2 separate regions of the Mus musculus genome follow, and region 1 is linked to region 2. The links are chromatin loops, found by intact Hi-C in ENCODE. Cell type or tissue: left cerebral cortex. All regions are shown on one strand. Each heading gives the region's core, and the rest is flanking DNA. Links, peaks and the distances in the headings are about the cores only. Region 1 overlaps Gm20110 (predicted gene, 20110). Region 2 has its middle 9.0 kb from the start of Gm35533.

Region 1 (2,920 bases), core at 244-2,743, 520 kb before region 2:
TTTGTGATATCTCTAGCTAGTCTTGGTTTTGAGAAATTAGGGAAAAATTTCTCTAAGGAGTCAAATAAAGATGGAAGTATAACCAAAAATAAGAATGAGAAAATCCCACTGGAGGACATATGGATGGCTAGCAAATATGAGATGAATTCCAGTCCTTGCAGATATGCAAAAATAAACTGTCTTGTATTGAGATAATATTTTATACCCAGCAGATGATGTGTGTGTGTAGATATGTATGGATATTTTTGTTTGTCTTTTTTAGTATCAGGCCCTTTTTTAAGAATGGAGATCAATAGGGGCTTGTATCCTAACGGTCCCCATGTGGTTTGGTCCAATCACTAAGAAGAACAATTTAAAAGTAGTATACAGGGCACAAAACTCCTCTCCTAGGTGTATTGAAAAGATACCTTTGTGTTGTTAGTATAAGGTTATGCACATGGACATAAGGAGTCTCTCACACTGAAGTTTTGTTTTCAATATTGAAAGGCTAGGAAGCTGCCTCTTGTTTGTTGCTAGTCTGAAGACCCCCCTCCCCCCCAGTCATGATGTTTTGGTCCAACAGAAGGACATTAATTAGTGCCACTTCTCTGGTTCTCCCCTCTGTTAGGAGAAAGGGTGTGACCTAAGAATCTGAAGTGGCAGGTTGAGCTTCTCTTTCTCTTGGAGGTGTGCCACCACAAGGAAGGGCTAACAATGCCGTGGCCCTCTCTTGCAGCTTCATTGGTGCTCATTGGTGTGGCAGAGAACTGCCAAAAGTGGCAGAGAACTGCCAAAAGTGACCTCAGCTTCACTGAAGTTCTAAGGTACAGCATTTGCAAGTTCATTCGGCCATGGATATAAGATATATTGTCCCGTTCAGTTTTCCCTTTCTCGATTGAGTGAGCTGGTGTGCATGTTCTCTAATGGTTCCCTTGATCTTTAACGCTGGAAAACAAGCAAGAAACAGAACCTTGGGAGCAAAGAACACGTGTAATAAGAGGTGCCGTTAGTTTAGGTAGAGGTGGGTATCCCTAAATTTGTGCCTAGGACGTACTGTGCTACTCTCTGACTGGGGCATTTTACCTTAGTGAAGTCCTTCAATGTAAAGTGCCTTTGCCTGCCTGCCTGTATGAACTGATTCTAGAGAGGCTGGGTTGTGCAAATGCTACGTGGGCCCTGCCTTGATGGAGCAGGAGCCATTGGGATGATGCTGCGACAACCAGAGAGGACCCAGAAAAATTTGTACCTCTTAAACCATGTCTTCTGGACATTGCTCTTTATTATTTTTTAAATTTATTTTATTTATTATTTATTTATTTATTTTTAATTATTTTTCTTTTCTTTCTTTATTTCTTTACATTCCAGATTTTATCCCCCAGCCCCCATCCACCTTCTGACTGTTCCACATCCCATATCTCCTCCCCATCCCTCTGTCTCCATGAGGATGTCCCCACCCCCCCATCCCCCCACACAACCAGACCTCTAAACTCCCTGGGGCCTCCAGTCTCTTGAGGGTTAGGTGCATCTTTCTCTGACTGAACGCAGTCCACTGCTGTATATGTGTTGGGGGCTTCATATCAGCTGGTGTATGCTGCCTGGTTGGTGGTCCAGTGTTTAAGAGATCTCGGGGGTCCTTGTTAATTGCGACTGCTGGTCCTCCTACAGGGTTGCCCTCCTCTTCAGCTTCTTCCAGCTTTCTCCTAATTCAACCACAGGGGTCAGCAGCTTCTGTCCATTGGTTGGGTGCAAATTTCTGCATCTGAGTCTTTCAGATGCTTGCTTGGTTTTCCAGAGTGCGGTCATGCTAGGTCCCTTTTTGTGAGCACTCCATAGCCTCAGTAATAGTGTCAGGCCTTGAGATCTCCCCTTAAGCTGGATCCTAGTTTGAGCCTGTCACTGGACCTTCTTTTCCTCAGGCTCCTCTCCATTTCCATCTCTGCAGTTCTTTCAGACAGGAACAATTATGGGTCAGAGTTTTGAAGGTGGGATGGCAATCCCCTCCCCCATTTGATCCCCTGTCTTCCTGCTGGAGGTGGGCTCTATAAGTTCCCTCTCCATACTCTCACACATTTCATGTAAGGTCCCTCCTTTTGAATCCTGAGAGTCTCTCACCTCCCAGGTCTCTGGTGCATTTTGGAGGATCCCTCCCAACTTCTGTTTCCATTTTTTCTGCTGGCCCTCAGGGCTTTAGTCCTTTTCCCTCAAGCAATAACAGATCAAGTTCCCCTCTCCCTCCCCTCCCCTCACCCCAACCCCCATCCACTTTCCCTCCCAGGTCCTCCCTCCCTCCCCACTTGTGATTGCTTTCTTCTCCCTCTCTAGTGGAACTAAGGCATCCTCACTTGGGCACTTCATCTTGTCCTTTTTGAGTTCTGTGGACTGTATCTTGGGTATTCTGTAATTTTTTTTTTTTTGGCTAATATCCACTAACTATAAAGATATTTTTGATGCCTTCCCTCTACTGCCTAAAGAGAGCTGAACTGAAGGAGGACTATTCCAAATGGAAAGGAGAAGAGAATTATCTGCGTCTTTCATCTCAGAATCCCTCCAATGAGAAATAACATTTTAGTAAAGGCTAGGCTGAGTCCCTCAACACAGTGTGCATATGACCCAGTGACAGCTCTGAGCTCTGTCCAGGATGGAGCTCCCTGGGCCTTGGGATGCTCCTGCCATGCACTTCATGAAGCTGCCTCGCCAGTTTCTATCCTGGCTTCATTGGGCACGCTTCAAAGAGAATAAGCTCTTATCCTCATAGTGTCTTAGAGATAGTAATAATTTTTAATGGATGTCTTCCACATACTGCATTATGGCATTTCTTTGACTAATAGCTGAAGATACATGCTCTAATCAGTCTGGAGTACACTCATGCTCATTTTATCTCGACGTTTGTTCTTGTTGAGTTAATGCAATTTAGAACAGATGAGACGAGTGTGTCTGTGAG
Region 2 (2,920 bases), core at 297-2,796:
ACTGTGGGGGAAGGGAGAGAAAAGATTGCAAGTGGAATTTACTGTGAGGTTGTGTCTCTTGATAATATCTAAAGGGACCTTTTCTTAGCAAGTGGTCCATGTGAGGAGAGGGGAGTTCAACCTCCTGTGGGTAGGACCCTTGAGCTGATGGTTCTGGATGCTGCAAGAAAGCAGGGTGAGCAAGACTTGGCTTCTGTATCAGCTTCTGCCTCCAGACTCCTGCTTTTCTTGAGTTTCTGTCCTGACTTCCCTGACTGAGGGACTACAACTACAAATAGAAATAAATCCTTTCCTCCATAAGGTACATTTTTTGTCATTCTGCTTTATCACAGTAATCGAAATGAGTCACAACCCTAGGTAGAACTCCTTAGACAAAGAATGACTTACAATTAAAATACTTAAGTATTTCATTCTTCCTCAAAGATTTGCTTTGGATTTGATCTTTCTTTTAAAGATAGATACACTATTTTGTATTATGTATGTGTGAAGAATGGAAGTTTTATAGCAAAGCATCTTTTTAGTTTAATATGTATATACTCATGCTTTCTTGTAATTCTGTTTATTCTAAAACACAAGATAAGATGGGCCAATCACTACATAAAAACTTATCAGTCGCATGATAAAATGATTCATCCGCTTACCAGCATAGAAAAACTTCACAGACCTTTCCTTTATTTTCAGATGCTTTGTGATATAAAGGCTGGAAGCTCAGAAGAACTGTTTATTCATTAACCTGTGATTCAGTTGAACTATTTTCTGAAAAATCCCTCTGATAAATTACAATGGAGACATACTATTGTTAGACTCGGAACACAGGATAAAATAAATATAAATCCCTCCCTGTCCCCATTCCTCAAAGAGCTTGGTTTCCAGGGACGAGGCATTGCTCATCTAAAAGCAAACAATGGTAAATAAAAATGGAAAATCAAATGGTTGTGAACAATAACCCTTTGTTCAATATAGCAAACATATAACAGAGCACACTGGGGATTACTCATTTAGTAATCACAATATTAATAAAAGCAAAATCACTGAAGATGGAAATTCAGCTTCGTACAGGCACATGATTAATGGAGGACTGTGAACACTTTTAACTCCTGTTTTAAAATAAGTTTGCACCGAACAACTTCCATCAGTAAACTACTAGCAAATGTACATTTAGTTGTTTATTAATTCACTTGAAGATGGCCTGTTCGTTGTGTGGATGTGCATGGAAATCCACCTGCACACACTTGTACACTCATGCCTATGCATGTCTGCGGTGTATGCAGCATGTGTAATGTATGGACGGCAGAGAAATCTTGGGATTCTGTTCTCTTCTGCCACCTTGTGGGAACCAGAGATTGAACTCAAAGTTGTCAGGCACCTTTACCTACTGGGCCTTCGCTCTTCCCTAAAGTGCTCAGATCTTAAAGTGTGCAGATGACTAATGATTTCAGCATAGTTGGTTATGATACCACCACAAAACAAAAACTATAATTTTGTATAAGTAAGAATAATGCATTTATGTCTTTTTGTTCTAAAAAAAAATTGTTTTTCAAATGCTGTATGCCTAAGTGAAGGGAGAGAGACCCCATTAGTTAAATTCATTGACCTACAATCCAACCACTGGTAACATGCACTTCCCAGGGGCTAAGAGTATCTAGAAGCAATCAAGAACACATCATTGAAGGTTTATTGTGTAGAGAATGTTTCTAAGTATTTACACAAATGCACAGAGGAAAACAATGACCCTGAGCAGCTCTTCCGCATGGGATGAGCAGAGTCTGAACAAGGCACTTTCTCCTTTGAATAAGATGTTAGGCATTTGCGGGGATGAGTCATACCAAATGCTGTTCGGTTTAGTTATAATTTTTGATACAAGATTAGTCATTATAGCACAGGATAACTTGGAACTTAGCAATTTCCCTGCTTGTTTTCCTAAATACTAGAATTATAGGTATGAGTCAATGTGTAGATTGTATTTTCCTAACATATTGTTTCCAAGCCTCTATCCTAGACCTCATTTTCAGTAGAAATGCAATCATAATTTGTTAAGTGACTGTAAGTCCATTAGGTATTGAAGCAAAAAGTCAATTCAAATACTAAACTTCAGTGGCTTCTGGGAAGTGAATAGCTAGAAAGTCCTGGAGAGAGTGGATATAAAACGTGATTTAAGAAATATAGTGATGAAGGCGTTGTTCATTTTAACAGTTTTGAATGCACATGCACACACAGGTGTGGGTACATGTGCACACACGTGAGTGGGGGGAGGAGACACAGACACAAACAAAGACGCAGAGAGGAAAGGGAGACGGATAAACAGGCAAAGAGCGAGACAGAGAATTAAATACTTTAAGCAACTTAAAATAAAATTTAAAAAGTATGCAAAACCTTTGCTTCAATTCCCAGACCACAAAAATCAAAATGGATCATGCAAAATCCCAGAAGCAAGTATTATCTCATTATAATAAAAGTCAACGTTAAATTTATGATATTCAAATCATATTGAAACAAGAGACCTGAAATGTAGGACTCTTGAGAAGTTTGCTACAAAGCAAACCATAAAATAATGCCAGCAAGGTAGAATCCTGTGAAGTCAAACCTCTTCACCACCCTGCTGTGGTCATGCCTTCTGCCACCTAACTAGACTGAAATGCTCACTATACACTATAACCAAAAGATTCCATCATAGTATCGGAAGGAAGACATGGGTGAGCACAGGAAGGAGATCGGTGTCTCTTACTGACAAACAAAACAGACATTATCAGGGAGCATGCCTTTGTCCCCTTTTCATCTGTGTTAGAGGTCATCTGGGCATTACATTAGAACTTTAGAAAAGAACTGTTAGTCAGATAAACTACTGCAGACTATGGGAAAACTCATGGTGTCTTTTCTAACAAGATAGCTGACACAGTGCAGCAGTGGACTCAGGGATGGG

What was found. Peaks named below come from ENCODE experiments on the same cell type or tissue, not always from the same donor. Only the 100,000 strongest peaks of a DNase experiment are listed, where the experiment ranks them.
Region 1: a loop joins it to region 2, with 8 times the contacts of the local background. A loop is called at or near these places in 22 of 42 quality-filtered maps.

What each region holds. Positions count from the first base shown.
Region 1 is chr10:99,635,286-99,638,205 of GRCm38, forward strand. The region is part of intron 1 of Gm20110 (predicted gene, 20110); the gene reads left to right. Among named protein-coding and RNA genes, the nearest start is that of Gm35101, 24 kb to the right of the region's middle. In left cerebral cortex, for the core only: no CTCF peak of the experiment used is centred there; no DNase peak of the experiment used is centred there.
Region 2 is chr10:100,151,724-100,154,643 of GRCm38, forward strand. No RefSeq gene overlaps it. Among named protein-coding and RNA genes, the nearest start is that of Gm35533, 9.0 kb to the left of the region's middle. In left cerebral cortex, for the core only: a CTCF peak has its summit at 1,333 (motif pointing left); DNase peaks (open chromatin) are centred at 1,305 and 1,790.